Regions from separate parts of the Homo sapiens genome. Here region 2 is linked to region 1. The links are chromatin loops, found by intact Hi-C in ENCODE. Cell type or tissue: OCI-LY7. All regions are shown on one strand.

Region 1 (8,000 bases):
TGGAGGCTCCCATAATTTCAACTCTATCTTTATCTCCTATAGGTCTCTATCATAGACCCTCCACCCTGCCAGCCCTTTATGTGCTGGCACCATCAACCCTGGTTTTGCAATTCTACCCCCTCCATCTAGGATGTCTCTCCTCCTCTATTCTGCCTACCCATCATTCAAGGCCTAGCTGAAGCTCTGCCTCCTCCTTGAAGCCTTCATTCTTCATCAGGTCCACGGTGAGTATATTTTCTCTATGCTCCATACTTTGAATACTTGTTCACATTCAGTTTGACATTTTTAGAGTAGACTTTCTTGTAGTAACCACCAACAGAGCCTTGCACATTAGACATCTTACCTAGATCAAGAGTTCCCCAAAGGCAGGACTGAGCCTTTCAGGGGGTGTGCAGTAAATGTGGTTGAATGCCACTGGGTGAAATGGAAGTTAAGCAGACAGAAAGAGGAATCAGAATATGAATGTACTGGGAATAGGGATGAGGGTGAAGATGGGAAAGGGGATGGAAAAGGAGCTGCAGATGCAGCAAAGCCAAAGTCTTGGTTATAGAGGCACCATCTACACTCATCCTTGGAAGACCAACCCCAAATCACTTCAGGTTGCTTATGGTTAACATAAAAAAGCTTTGCTTTCTCCCTGTGTCTAGGCCTTAGTTAATAATGAATGCCTTCATATAGTTTATATCAGTGTAGGAGGTCTGTGATGAAAGAGGCCAGAAACATTCTTACCTGGATCTCCTTTCTCACCCTTCTCACCAGGGGTGCCATCTCTGCCATCACGGCCTGGGGCCCCATTATGGCCCGGATGCCCTGGGATGCCCGCCATCCAACCTGTGCAGGCCCCCTTGGGCAGGGGAAGCAGGACTCCGGGCCCTTGAGTCGTGGTTTCCTGGTCATGACCGGGCAGAGCTAATAGCAGTAGAACAGCTCCCAGCAACAGCATCCTGAGCCCTGGAATCCACATGTGCACTGTCAGCCATGGAGAGACAGACCCCACACACACACCCAGTTGGGACCTACAAAGGACTCCGTCCATCTCAGCAGAGTCTACTTCTAGGAGCTGCTTTCTAAGTATTCAACTTTTCCAGGAAGACTTTTCTGAATATTGCAGCCCACCTTGATCTCTTTCTGCCCTGAAATCTGTAATACTTAGCATTATTCCCTGTGTGTAGTCTCCTTTCCTCACCAAGATTATGAATTCAGTGATTGCACAGATGACACTCCTCTAATTTTCCCATGTCTGAGCACAGGACCAAGCACAGGGAAAGCTCCAAGAGTCGACTTGCCAAGAATCCATCCTTGGGTTTCCCAAGTACGATGACACAGATTGCTCCATTCAATGCTAACCAGCTTCTCTCCTCTGGCTCCTTTCTTCTTTTTCTTTCCCCCCTTCTCTCTCATTTTCTGTGTCTATTCCTCCTTCTTACTCTCTCATTCTCTTTCTTCCTCTACCCCTCTCCTGGGGCACATGTTTGACTATTGGGTATATTACATTTGCACACATGCACACACACAAACACACACAGAGAAAAAGAGAGAGAGAGGGAGGGAGAGACTCACCTTGTGTTAAGCAGACAACGAGAGACACATCATCCCATGAACATATCCCCTGGCCCTTTGTTTGCCTGAGCCATCTTTAGCTGCCCCTCCTCCCCTGTCTAATCTCTATTCAGCTTTCAGGACCCAGTTTGGATGTCATCTGTTTCAAGAAGTCCTCCTTGTTCTCCATCTCACTCCTTGGCTGGTTCTTTCCCCTCTGTGTTTCTCCAGTGCCCTGGTAATATGGTTTGGGTCTGTGTCCCCACCCAAATAGCACGTCGACATGTGTTGGAGAAGGGGCCTGGTAGGAGGTGACTGAATCATGGAGGCAGACTTATCCCTTGCTGTTCTCATGATAGTAGGTGAATTCTCACAAGATCTGGTTGAAAGTGTGTAGCACTTCCCCTATATTCTCTCTCTCTCTCTTTCTCTCTCTCTCTCCTGCTGCTGTGTGATGTGCTTGCTTCCCCTTCGCTCTTTCTTCCACCATGATTGTAAGTTTTCTGAGGCCTCCCCAGCCATGCTTCCTGTACAGCCTGTGGAACTGTGAGTCAATTAAACCTCTTTTCTTTATAAATTACCCAGTCTCAAGTAGTTTTTTACAGCAGTGTGAGAATGGATTTATACACCTGGCTTAGCTCTATCATTGCACTCTGCTGTAATTTCTGTTTTGCTCACCCATTTCTCCATTAAACAGCAAGTACCAGGGGACAAAGACTAACACACTAATAGCAGAGTAGGGACTAAATAAGCACTTTTATAATGAGGAAAAGAAATCATGAGAGAGCCAGAGAAAGGAAGGGAAGGAGGAAGGAAAAGAAGAAAGGAAGATAAAAAGGAAGAGTGGAAGAGGGAAGGAAGGAGGGAGGGGGAATGTATTTGAAATATGTATTCTGGAGCCCTAGCAAAGAGCTCAAGTGGCACAGGTAGTCAAAAGCCTCCCTGTCTCAAAATCATTCTTTGATATCCCCCTCCCAGAAAAGGGCCCAATACAGGTATAGGGACTTTTATCCCCTCTCAGATTCTGCCTCCGATCTTAGGGGGATCTTAGGCCTCCACCTCAGATTGCTGAGGTCTTAGTCTTCCCACTCTCACCAAGGAGTTGGGAGAAAGCATCTCACAGAGAGAAATAGGTCCTAGGATCCTGGATTAGAGGCATCACTAAGACCCTCTGTGGGTTAATGTGGTTAATCCCAAGAATCTGATTCTAAACAAAGTGTAGTCCATGTACTTTATTTTACCTTAAAAATTCACTATTTTTCATCAGTTTGCTTGTCTCTTCTAGATTATATGAAGTCTCCAGAATTAGGTTTGTCTTCAGGACAACTGAAGGTTTGTTGAAGACAAACCTACTCCTCTGTGAGGGATGGAAGAAAGACCGTGATTGGCAATCTCACCCCAAAAACATGGGCCTGGTATCTGGAATCCCACTCCTATGCCCCATTACCTGGGGTTCTATACTACCCTCTTCACGTGGCACATCCAACTCATCTTTCATCTTTATCATATATATGAGATAAATTTTGTATATACATATAAACTATATGTATATATTACATATATAGTTCATTAAAAATAATAGTTATATAGTTCTTTGGACATGACAGAAAAGAAAACAATACTCAACTCCAAGAATGTCTCTGTTTATTTTTAAACATAGTGGAATCATACTTTATGTAAAACTTTATTCCTTTATTTTGTCTTTGGCATTTTCTAGTTTTTATAATGACTATTTTTAACGTCTCAGAGTGAGTGCTAGTCTAGTAAGTGGATATAATCAATATATATTTGACCATTTATATTTCATCAAACTTTTAGCATATTTTCATTTTAAAATATTATTTTATATTCTGTAAGAAATTATACTTTGATTTTTAAATAATATTTTAAATATCCTTAGGCATGTAGCTTTCCCCAAGATTATTATTCTGTTATGACAGATTCCCAGAAGTAAATTACTGGACCAAAAGGTATGCACATTTTTAAGTCTCCTGATACATATCCCCACATGGCAGCATATGTTATACTGCCAACCAGTAGTACATCATTAGTGTGTGTATAAAAGGGCATACCTTAACTACCCTCATCAGCTTTGGGTATTATAAAAAACATTTGTGTGTTGTCAGTTTAGTGAGCAAAGGAAATAATGGTACCTCACTGCTCTAGTTTGCTTTTTTTTTTTTTTTTTTTTGAGAGAGAGGATTTCACACTGTCACCCAGGCTGTAGTGCAGTGGCACAATCTCGGCTCACTACAGCCTCCACCTCCCAGGTTCAAGCGATTCTCATGCCTTAGCCTCCCAAGTAGCTGAGATTACAGGCATGCACCACCACACGCAGCTAATTTTTGCATTTTTTAGTAGAGACGGGGTTTCACCATGTTGGCCAGGCTAGTCTCAAACTCCTGACCTCAGGTGATCCGCCCGCCTTGGGCTCCCAAAGTCCTGGGATTAAAAGCATGAGCCACCACGCCCAGTCCTTGCCTCTAAGTGTTAAACAGTTCTTATTCATGCTAAGATTTAGTAAGTATTCAATTTTCTTCTGTTTTTTTCTATTGTTTGATATAGTTAAAATTTCACTTTTTAATGTAGCTCTGATTTTTTGTTTTGATGTAAGCTGTGACCTAAGGTACTCAAATGATTTCTCCCCACTTGAAGACTAGCTGTTACAACACCTTTAATTGCATTAATTTTTTCTCTCACTATAGATCTGATGCATCATTTATCAAATATCAGGTTCTAATATGATCTTATAAGTAAAGTAACCATTGATAATGAAATGGCAGACAGAGAGAAGAGAGACAGAAACAGCAACAGAAACAGGTGCAATCAGACTCAGGTGCTGCCCCTTTAGGTGTCATGAGTCTTTATTTAAGACCCACTACCATCATTTATATGTACATTTGTCGCCCTCTACTGAATTTGAAGAATTCAGGAGAGTGTTCTCAATAGCTTCTGGAAATAAAATGAGAAACAGCTTAGGTTTGACTAGTCTCAAGATAAGAAAAAAGAGGTGAGCTACATGAGAAGCCAAGGGGAGACCAGCAAAGCCCCTTTTGCATTTTAGGAGAATTCTTGTTCTGAGACTTTACAGATTTCATGCATCTTTAAACTTCCTCACTGCTTGTCACCTCCACCCTTTCTTATTATGGCTTTGGCAATAAAACTCCTGAGAAGAACTTTGAGCTCCATGCATGTTTTTCTCCAGAAATGGGAAGAATCTGTGAGGCTCCATCCTTTTCTGCTGGGAAACAGGAGGAGAGAATCCAGAATATGTGAAAGCCCCAGAGATAAAGGGTGACGGGGGGCTTACCCCAAACCTTGGAGAGAGGGCAAACTCAGGGGTCTCTGGAGTTTTCTGGCTCCTCCCCCTTTGTCAAAAATAAAGATCTCTTTCTCCTACCCTAAGGGAACACTGTTTGTCCCCAAACTTCAGTATTATGGACAGATTTCTCCACTAATAGGTGCGATCAGCCTGGGTTCCATGACAGTGGCACGGGGTAGAGGTGCCAAAAATACAAGAGTGTGATTAGCACAGGAGCCTCAGAAGTTTCCAAGACCAAGAACGGACTCTGATTGTAAAAGAAAGTTGCATTCCAACTTAATTCTGGGTGGGAAACCAGCAATTAATAACAATTGAAGGTCAGTGCAAACGTGCCTAATTTTCAAAAAAATTTTCAAAATTATTTGTGTTCTTTTTTATTTTACTTATTTATTTATCTGGAGATGGAGTCTTGCTCTGTCGCTAGCATCTTGCGCTCTCCAAGTCTCAGGAGACACATTAGAGTCAAAAGCAGGGCTTTGGGAAGATTAGGTAAAATAAGTTTTGAAAATGCCACATGAAAATGATACTCCAAGGAACCCTCACCCATGTCAGCGTTCTCATGTTCCTCATCTCACATAATCCCGTTTAGCGGATTAGGAAGCTGAGTCTGAGAAGCTCCGTGTCATGCTTTCGGAGGCACCGTGATGCGATGGAAAGCTCACCGATTTGGAAGTCAGAACAGAGTCTCTCAGGGATCGTTTCCTTAATCTCTCAGTTTCCTCATCTCTAAAGTGGGGGTCATATATATAAAACGACAAACATATAAAAATACCTATTTTTTTAGATATTGCCATTGTTACACTTTGCTTGTTACCCTTCCTTCCTTCCTTCCTTCTTTCCTTCCTTCCTTCTTTCCTTCCTTCCTTCTTTCCTTCCTTCCTTCCTTCCTTCTTTCCTTCCTTCCTTCCTTCTTTCCTTCCTTCCTTCCTTCCTTCCTTCTTTTCTCTCTCTCTTTTTTTTTTGTTTCTGAAGTGGAGTCTCGCTTTGTGGCCCAGGCTGGAGTGCAATGGCACCATCTTGGCTCACTGCAACCTCCGCCTCCTGGGTTCAACTGATGCTCCTGCCTCACCCTCCCAAGTAGCTGGGATCACAGGAATCCACGACCACACCTGGCTAATTTTTTGTATTTTTAGTAGAGATGGGATTTCACCATGTTGGCCGGGCTGGTCTCAAACTCCTGACCTCAAGTGATCCGCCCGCCTCGGCCTCCCAAAGTGCTGGGATTACAGGCATGAGCCACTGCGCCCGGCCTGTTACACTGTATTTCTATCAGAAAAAAATTATTACTAAGTAATAGTGAGTACTATGATCTAAAACTCAATTATGCCTAAAAAGAAAACTTTTACAAGGATCAACAAGCTAAATCTCAAGTGTCACAATTCTTTGCCTTTGTAAAATGCTATTTGTTGTGTCCCTGTGGGCTTAGCATGGCACTAAAAGTTCCTAAGTCTCAACTCTGGTTATGTGTCATTTAGTGACTCAGGAATCTGCTTAATTGTTTTTGGTCACAAAGCTTTTGGCAACGAAGGAGTGATGAAGCTAAGCGCACCCTTGAAGTGTCATAAAAAAAAATGAGGTAGTATGATCAGCTGTACAGTTAGAGCAATAAAAAGTCCAGGCAGACCTTCTGATTCACCATAATCAATTTAAGATTTCTTAATGTTTCTTTCCTGGCAGCATACAAAAAGGCAAAATTAATAAATAACATAGTTGTTGTATAACAAATTTTGTTACTTTTTATAAAACAAAGGGATCTATTTTATCTGTATTAAAATTAAAAATTTTGTGGACTTTAAAAAATTTTTAAAATGCTATTTATAAAACCCTTTTCTCACCTAGTGTCTCATTCGATTCTCACAATCATTTTGAGAGACAGGATAGGGTAGAATAGGGAGCACGGGCTCTACGGTCTTGGTGCTTAGGCACAAATCATTTGTTCTGACCTGTAATGCGTTTCAGTGTTCTGTTTGTTGGAAGATCAAATGGTGTAGTCTGTGTAAAATGCTTAGAATGGTGTCTGGCACATGTCAGTGCTCAGTAAATGTTAGTGATGAGTGTATGCATTTTAGAGATGAGGAAAGGGGACTTCAGAAAGGTTAAGTGGCTTTCCAAGATCCCAGAGCTACACAGAGAGGAGTCGGAAATTAAACTCTGATCTTCAGAACCCAATAACAGACTCTTAGACATAGTCCAGGAGGAGAAAAGTATCGTGGTCACACATCCTGCCTTTCAATATGCCACCCCATGGGGTGAGGGATACAAGAAAAAAGTAGCATAAAAAGACTTCCACTGTAATCCCAGCACTGGCTTTCCTGGCAAACCTCGCACAGGCATGGATTCATCTGCTTTTAAAATTATACCAGGGGATGACCGTGATGTTCTCAGGATCCTAAAGGGCCATACTGTGATCATTTATCTTCATGTTAAAGTGTATGAGAAATTTCACTTTGACCTACTGGAATTTCAGTTGCAACAGCAGAATCCTGTGAAATGCAAGGACAGGGTCCCCTCTGGGACTGGCAGGAGGCAGAGCCGTGTGGGGGAAAGAGATCACCAAACCTGGTGCCAACTCTTCCAGCAGAAAAGGGCATTAAAGCACACAAAATTGGCCAGGCACGGTAGCTCACACCTGTCATCTCAGCACTTTGGGAGGCTGAGATGGGTGGGTCACATGAAGTCAGGAGTTCAAGACCAGCCTGGCCAATATGGCAAAACCCCGTCTCTACTGAAAATACAAAAAAATTAGCTGGGGGTGGTGGTGCCTGCCTGTAATCCCAGGTACTCAGGAGGCTGAGACATAAGAATTGCTTGAGCCTGGGAGGCGGAATTTGCATTGAGCTGCACTCCAACCTGGGTGACAGAGCAAGACTCTGTCTCAAAAAAAAAAAAGTATACAAAATCCTCAAATGTCAGAGCCAAAAGGAGCCCCAGAAATCACCTCACCCCTGCCTTGCTTTTACAAATGGGAAGGCTGAGGGGAAGGAGTAGGAATGCACTTATTAGAACCTTATAGAAGCCAGTTCCCATGCTAGATTTTACACGTTATTTATCTTCATCTTTACAATAACTCCATGAAGGAAGGAAATGAGCCCAACTTCAGAGATGAGGAAACTGACAGATTAAGGAGATGATCCCTCAG
Region 2 (8,000 bases), 150 kb before region 1:
CCGTATAAGCTAACAGGACATCATTCTCGCTCCCGACTCTAGTGTATTACATATTGCTACCTTGGTCCACTCTGCTGTTTTCTTCCCTTCCTCCTACACTGCCTATGGAGGCTACAAGCAGGAGATTCTTCCTGGGCACCTGGAGGTATCTTCTCAGTAATGCTTATAAAAGGCCATCTTTCTATAGAAAAACTTTGGTATCAGAAGCAGGACCTCTCTCTTAGGAAAAGTCCTGGGCTCTGGGGCTGGCTCTGCCACTTGCTAGTCATAGGACTTTCAGATAGTCTCCCTGTGTTAGTCTGTTCTTCCATTGCTATAAATACCTGAGATTGGGTAATTTACAGAGAAAGGAGATTTAATTGGCTCACAGCTCTGCAGGCTGCACAAGCATGGTGCCAGCATCTGCTCACTTGCCGGGGAGGCCTCAGGGAGCTTTTAGTTATGGTGGAAGGTGAAGCAGAAGCAGGCACATCACATGGCGAAAGCAAAAGCAAGAGGCAGTGGTGGGGAAGGTGCTACACACTTTGAAACAACCAGATCTCATGAGAACTCACTGTTGTGAGGACAGCTCCAAGCCATGAAAGATCCACACCCATGACCCAAACACCTCCCAGCAGGCCCCACCTCCAGCACTGGGGGTTACATTTCAACATGAGATTTGGTGGGGACATATATTCAAACCACATCAATCCCTGAGGCCACATTTCCTTGTATGAAAGTAGAAATAATAGCTCTTCTGTCTCTTTCTAAGAACCCTTACGAGGACCAAAGGAAAAAAAAATGTTTTGGCAATAATAAAGTAGCATAGGGATGTAAGGAATATTTTATTAATGATGTATGGTTATGTCCAGAATGGTAGTTCCTAAACTTCACTGCTGTCTGACGGATTTTCAATTATCCTTCTCCTAAAAATTCTCCATTATAATTCTTCAAAAGCAAAATTTCACAAATCATTGGAAAATATATCTTATATACTGTTTACAGTAGCAAAGTATCCAATGCCAAGAAGCAAATTTAATTAAAGATAGGCAAGACTTTTTACTGAAAACTACAAAACACTAGTGAGAGCAATAAAAGATCTAAATAAATGGAGGATATATACCATGCTGATCAACTGAAAGATTCAATTTTGTTAAAATGTCAATTTTCCCCCAAATTGATGGTGATGGCTGATTTTATGTGTCAACTGGACTGCGCCACAGAGTACCCAGATATTTAGTCAAATATTCTGGGTGTTTCAATGAGGTTGTTTTGGATAAAATTAGCACTGGAATCAGCAGGCTGAGTACAGCAGATTGCCCCCTCTCTAACGGTGGGCCTTATCCAATCGGTTAAAGGCCTGAATACAGTAAAACAGGCTGACCTTCCCACAGGTAAGAGGGAGCTCCTCCTGTCTGACTGCCTTGAGCTGGGGCATTGTTTTTGCTGTTGTTGTTTTGGTTTGGTTTGGTTTTGGGGTTTTTTTCCCCCTGCCTTTGGACTCAAACTGAAAGGCCTTAGGCCAACTGGCATTTGCACTAGAACTACGCCATTGGCTTTCCCTGGTTCTCAGGCCTTTGGACTCAGACTGGAACTGCACCATTGCTGCTCCTGGGCCTCCACCTTGCCAGTCGCAGATCTTGGTAATTGTCAGTTTCCATAATTGCATAAGCCATTGTTTTATTTCTCTTACTAATGTTTTATATTCTTCAGTAAAATGTCTTGCCTATCTTTAATTAAACTTGCTTCTTGCATTTGATATTTTGCTACCGTAAATAGTATACAAAATATACTTTCTAATAATTTGTGAACCTGTGCTTTTAAAGAATTATAATGGAGAATTTTCTGGGTAAGGGTAATTATGCACACACACATACATGCTATTGATTCAGAATCATCTGAATCAAGGGACATTTCAGAACCCTTTCTGCTGATACGCCCAGAGTTGAGATTTTACCCAGAAACAGAAACAGACAAATCACACAACTTTCCTCACCCCAAATCCTAAGCAAAGGTAATTGGCACAGACAGGAATTGATGAGATGTTGGCAGAGAGGAGATGCTTAGCGGCAAGAAAGCCACAATGAACCTCCCAGCCAATGCCTCACAGAGTGCAAGGCCATGTAAAAAATGAGGGAAAGAAGTCCTTGGCATTTTCCAGACATAATGACTACATTGACTTTTCCTGAGGGAAAGTTGGACAGACCAGGGAGAGGAATGAGCTGTGCTCAAGGGTCTTTTGGGTCATTTCTTTGCATTTCCTAAAGAATATGTTTTTTACCTTATCATGTAGACAACTTTGATCTGTGCTGCTGAGCATAAAGAAACATTTGATAGCTTCCATAAACCTGACAGTTTGACACTAAGTGTGGGAGGGAAATCACTAAACTAATAAGTATATGAAATATCATCCCTTCTTTGTGGAATTATGAGCTCATTCATCTCCAAAACAAAATTACATTAAAAGCTTCAGACACACGAAAATGTTGATTTGCCTCCCATTTGTTTCAAGATGGCCTTAAACCTAGAATGTGGACTTAAAAATACACCATAACAGAAAATATGGTCAGATCTAACAGCTAATTACAACACCAATATAAGGCAACAAAGCTCTCTCTTTGGTAGAGTAGAAAATAAAGCTAAAAACATTGTTTGTTTGTTTTGTTTTTGGGTTTTTTTTTTTTTTTTGAGACAAAGTCTCACTCTGTTGTCCAGGCTGGAGTGCAGTGGCGTGATCTCGGCTCACTGCAACCTCCGCCTCCCGGGTTCAAGCAATTCTCCTGCCTCAGCCTCCTGAGTAGCTGGGATTACAGGCGCGCGCCACCACACCCGGCTAATTTTTGTATTTTTAGTAGAGACGGGGTTTCACCATGTTGACCAGGCTGGTCTCAAACTCCTGACCTCGTGATCTGCCCGCCTGGGCCTCCCAAAGTGCTGAGATTACAGGAGTGAGCCACTGAGCCCGGCCGTTTGTTTGTTTTTCATTACATATATGGTGGGCCCTTTATGTGCAGGACACTGTGTGAAATGCATTTTCTCACTTAAACCCCTAACATGATGCTGAAGTAGATGCCATAATCCCATTTTACAGATGAAGCTGAAGTCCAGAAAGGTCAGCCATTTGACCAAAGTGGGCCTCCAGAAAGCAATGGAAGTGAGATCCAAACCCAGGTTTACAACAGTTATTGAGCACTACTTATGTGCCAGGCACTGATCTCAGCACTTTTCAAGTATTAACAGATTTAATCCCCACTGCAATATTACAGGGAGACATTGCTGTCACCTGATTTTAGATGAAGAAATGAGGCAGAGAAAGGTAAAATAATTTGTCCAAAGTCACACATCCCTCTGATTCAATGCCTGAGACAGATCTATGTGCAGTGGAGGGTATGGAAAGTGACATGCAGGTCATCCCTTTCCTCGGGCTGTGGACATTTCAGAATGTCCAGGGTTCGGGTAGGAACACTGAGTTCTACCTCGCTTCTGTGCCACTGTGGGAAGTTGAGGCCAAACTTAGTGAAGCCACATGGCCAGCTTGAAACCTGTGGGTCTTCGGGTTTGGCTCTCACCATTCATCTGCAAAGAAAAGCTGTGTAACCCACCTTCTCCCGAGGAAGGCACCTTTCTGCCAACAATGGCCTCACCTGACACTCTGGTCAGTTACACAAGCACTGTTCTAAAAAGCATCTGGGGAAGTACGCACAAATGCATGGCCCATTTCTACTCCAGTTAAATTTAGCAAAACTTTGAGTAAATTTTCACACCCAATGCTGGTGATTAATAGCAAAACAGTTGTGCTCATGTATCACTCATGGCTGGGAAAACAGAAGTGAAACCTTACGAAAATACCTCAGAACAACCAACAATAGTTGAAAAACAGAAAAGAAACATAAATGTGTGGGTGCCTACTGTAGCATCAAATGTAATGCTGAGAAAATTTGGAACAACCTAAATATCTAGCCATAGGAACAAGCAAAATTGTGATCCAGAAGTCCATCGATTGCCTATGAAGCCATTAACAAAAGACATGCACTATAAAGATGAAAAACAATGTTTATAGAAACAAAATAAACTTTTTTTTGAGCCAGAGTCTCGATCTTGTCACCCAGGCTGGAGTGCAATGGCAAAATCTTGGCTCACTGCCACCTCGGCCTCCCGGGTTCAAGCGATTCTCCTGCCTCAGCCTCCCGAGTAGCTGGGATTACGGGCACCTCCACCAAGCCTAGCTAATTTTTTTTTTTTTTTTTTGTATTTTTAGTAGAGATGGGGTTTCACCATGTTGGCCAGGCTGGTCTCGAACTCCTAACCTCAGGTGATCCACCCACCTCAGCCTCCCAAAGTGCTGAGATTACAGACGTGAGCCACCACATCCGGCCCAAAATAAACTTTTGGTCAACACTAAAATTGTAATTCTATTAAAAGCTTGCTTTGCAAACAGACTATGATTACAAGTGACCATTGTTACAAGTGAACAGTAATGTGTCAGGAGGCAGGATACATTTTAAAAATGTATCTTGGCTGGGCACCATGACTCATGCTTATGAATCCCATCACTTTGAGAGGCCAAGGCAGGAAGAATGCTGGAGGCCAGAGGTTCAAGATCCGTCTGGCCAACATACTCTACAAAAATGTTCTTAAAATAGCTCAGTGTGATAGTGCACGCCTATAGTCCCAGCTACTCAGGAGGCTGAGACAGGAGGATCCCAAGCCCACAAGTTCAAGGCTGCAGTGAACTACAATAGCCACTCCAGCCTGGGCAACAGAGGAGGACTCTGTCTCTAAAAAAAATATAAATAAATAAAAGTGTATCTTTACTGCTGTCATAATGTTTGTGAGTAAAACAAGAAAAACAAGTTTAGCACCAAGTTTGTTGCCCCCAGAGCACGCACATGGCCCTCCTACTCCACTTACCCTCCATTAGAATATAGTAGTCTTGGCTGGACACGGTGGCTCATGACTGTAATCCCAGTGCTTTAGGAGGCCAAGACGGGAGGATCATGAGGTCAGGAGATCGAGACCATCCTGGCTAACACGGTGAAACCCCATCTCTACTAAAAATACAAAATTAGCCAGGCGCAGTGGTGCACTCCTGTAGTCCCAGCTACTCGGGAGGCTGAGGCAGGAGAATGGCCTGAACCAGGGAGGCGGAGCTTGCAGTGAGCCGAGATCGTGCCACTGCACTCCAGTCTGGGCTACGGAGTGAGACTCCGTCTCAAAAAAAAAAAAAAAAGAGATTATAGTAGTCTTCCTTCAAGGCGACAAATCCGGGCCTACTTCTTCCCCGGATGTCTTGCCTTAGCATAGGGGACAGAAACACATTTATTCAGCACCCATAATGGCCTGGCCCTGACATAGCTGAGCTGTTCCTATGCATTATCACCTTGAATGACACACACCTTCTACGAGGCGAGTGGTGTTAATGGTCCCACGGCCCTAGACAGAGGCTTACCGCCTAGTGAAAGGATTCCCTTAACTTTCGCATATGCATTTAAAAAGGAGGATTCCCTTTACTTCCCCAGGGCCAGCTGCCTCCACAAGAGCAAGTTTAACAATGGTTTGGAAATAAGATACCCCTGCATTGCCCCCGGGCCCCCTTCCTGGTCGGCTGGCAGTTGGCCACAGTGGGAAGAGGAGGGAGAGGCCAGGATCCAGTTCTGTTGCTTTCCAGCTTCGTGCCCCCCAGGCAAGTTACCTAACCTCTCTGGGCTTCATTTCCTCAACCATTAGATAGTTCTGTAATAAACTTTTCACGTGATTATTGAACTATATGAAATAATATACGTAAAATGCTTAGAACTGGGCTCCACAATGCAACAGCCACTAGCCAGATGTGGCTAGGCCAGATGAGACGTGCTGTAAGTGTAAAAATACACACTGAAGATTTCTTATGGAAAAAGGAATGTAGAAAGTATGATTCGTAATTTTATATTGATTACATGAGAAAGTAAGAGTATTTTGAATATATTGAGTTAAATAAAATACAGTTGATCCTTAAACAGCACAGTTCCATTTATATGCAGATTTTTTCAATAAAAGTTACACTAAGTGTGCCTGTCTCTCCTGCCTCCCCCTCGCCCTCCTTCTACCTCTGCCATTCCTGAAACAAACCCAATCCCTCCTCTTCCTCCTCCTCAGCCTGCTCAATGTGAAGATGATGAGGATGAAGACCTTTATGAGGATCCACTTCCACTTACTAAATAATAAATACATTTTCTCTTTCTTATGATTTTCCTAACATTCTTTTCCCTAGCTTACTTTATTACAAGAATACAGTATATAAAACACATAACATATAAAATATGTGTTCATCAGTTTTTTATGTTATCAGTAAGGCTTCTGGTTAACAGGATATTCGTATTAAGTTTAGGGACCGTCAAAAGTTATACGTGGATTTTCTTTCTTTTTCTTATTTTTCAGAGTCTACTTTCAGAAAATATACATGGACTTTCAACTGCACAGGGAGCTAGTGCCCTTAACCCCTGTGTAGTTCTATGTTGTTTAAATTAATTTCATCTGTTTCTTTTTACTTCCCGTATTTTTTAAACAATTAAATTTTATAAAAATAACAATAGAGACAGGGTGTTGCCCAGGCTGGTCTCTAACTCCTGGGCTCAAGTGATCCTCCTGCCTCAGCTTCCCAAAGTGCTGGAATTATAGGCACGAGCCACCATGCCCGGCCTCTTTTTGCTTTTTTAATGTGTCTATTACAAATCTGAAAACTACGTATGCAGCCCACACTTGTGGCTTGCTTTCTATTTCCATTAGATAGCACTGGCTGAGAACACAGTTCTGCACAATGTTAGTTCTTTATTTCTCCGTCCCCACTCACCAGTCAGCATTGTCTCAATATGGTCAGCACTGTCTAAAATCTTTTTTTTTTTTTCTTTTTGAGACAGAGTCTCACTCTGTCCTAGGCTGGAGCGCAATGATTCCGTTGCGGCTCACTGCAGCCTCGATCTCGCAGGCTCAAGTGATCCTCTCGCCTCAGCCTCCTGAGTAGCCGTGACTACTGGTGTGTGCTACCACACCTGGCTATTTTTTTTTATTTTTTGTAAAGACAGGGTCTTACTATGTTGCCCAGGCTGGGCTCAAACTCCTGGACTCAAGCAATCCTCCCACCTCAGCCTCTCAAAATGTTGGGAGGCATGAGCCACCGTGGCCAGCATAAAACCCTTAATCTTTAGGCTGGGTGAGTTCCTTCTCCTTTCCAGGCCTCAGTTTACCATCCTGAGACAGATGATGAAGAGCAGAATAGGAACTAGGCTTAGAAGACTGGGCTCCAGCCCTGATTCCACCATTACTAACTAGATGACCTTTAGCATGTCATTTCATCCCTCTGAGTGACAGTTTTGTCACTTACAAAACAGGGGGTGACACCCTGGTCATTGCATGAGATAACACGTATGACAGTGCTTGATAAATGCAAAGGACTATAGAGGTCAGGAGGAAGTAGCGTAACGTGCCCAGTGAGGAGGTTGGGCAGTCCTGCCTGCCTCCTCTGATAGTCCATGCCTCCCATATTATATTATTACTTAACTATTTTCCATGTCTCATGTCTCTAAAAACAAATCTCCCCAAGAATACATTTCTTCCTTCCCACCTGCCCGCCTCCAACACAGCCAAAGCACAGTGTACAGACAGAACCCCTCAAACCACCACACAGACCAAGTGTGCTGTGTGAGGTGGTCATGAACAAGCTCAAAGTGGAGATGGCCTTGGAAACAAACTGGCAATACAAGGTGGAAAGTGCAGGATACCAGTGTAGCAGGGACCCAAGCAGAGAGGGGCAAGAAGCGGGGGACACGTATGTAGTGGCCAACAGGAAGGACTCTAGAGTGCAGACATTTGCAAAACAGGAGAGCAGAAAGGTGTGCATGAGCCTGGAATTCTATAGCACGTCATGCAAAGAAAACATCAGGGTATGATGTACAGTGGGCCACCTATGAGATGAGCCCTGTCACCAGAGATACCTGGTTGGTAGGTCCTTCCACAGATGGAACGTCGTTGCCTTCTTGCCTTTG

Evidence for each region. A loop is a pair of places that touch in the nucleus more often than their neighbours do. Peaks named below come from ENCODE experiments on the same cell type or tissue, not always from the same donor. Only the 100,000 strongest peaks of a DNase experiment are listed, where the experiment ranks them.
Region 2: it touches region 1 in a loop (3-fold over the local background); 6 of 110 quality-filtered maps call a loop at or near these places.

The regions. Positions count from the first base shown.
Region 1 is chr3:186,846,002-186,854,001 of GRCh38, reverse strand. It overlaps ADIPOQ (adiponectin, C1Q and collagen domain containing), which reads right to left. Exons shown (of 3, transcript NM_004797.4): 2 at 730-951. The coding sequence starts at 943. It overlaps ADIPOQ-AS1 (ADIPOQ antisense RNA 1), which reads left to right. Exons shown (of 4, transcript NR_046662.2): 3 at 130-224; 4 at 760-2,116. Among named protein-coding and RNA genes, the nearest start is that of ADIPOQ, 7.3 kb to the right of the region's middle. RefSeq lists a silencer at 5,278-8,000 and an enhancer at 952-8,000. In OCI-LY7, CTCF peaks have their summits at 4,244 and 4,443 (motif pointing left); a DNase peak (open chromatin) is centred at 4,431.
Region 2 is chr3:186,996,623-187,004,622 of GRCh38, reverse strand. The region is part of intron 2 of ST6GAL1 (ST6 beta-galactoside alpha-2,6-sialyltransferase 1); the gene reads right to left. Among named protein-coding and RNA genes, the nearest start is that of ST6GAL1, 70 kb to the right of the region's middle. RefSeq lists enhancers at 3,394-3,513, 3,654-3,703, 3,714-3,933, 4,472-5,362, 5,363-6,253 and 2 more and a silencer at 7,297-7,376. In OCI-LY7, no CTCF peak of the experiment used is centred here; DNase peaks (open chromatin) are centred at 3,752, 4,462, 5,292, 6,952 and 1 weaker place; H3K4me3 peaks cover 6,738 bases; H3K27ac peaks cover 8,000 bases.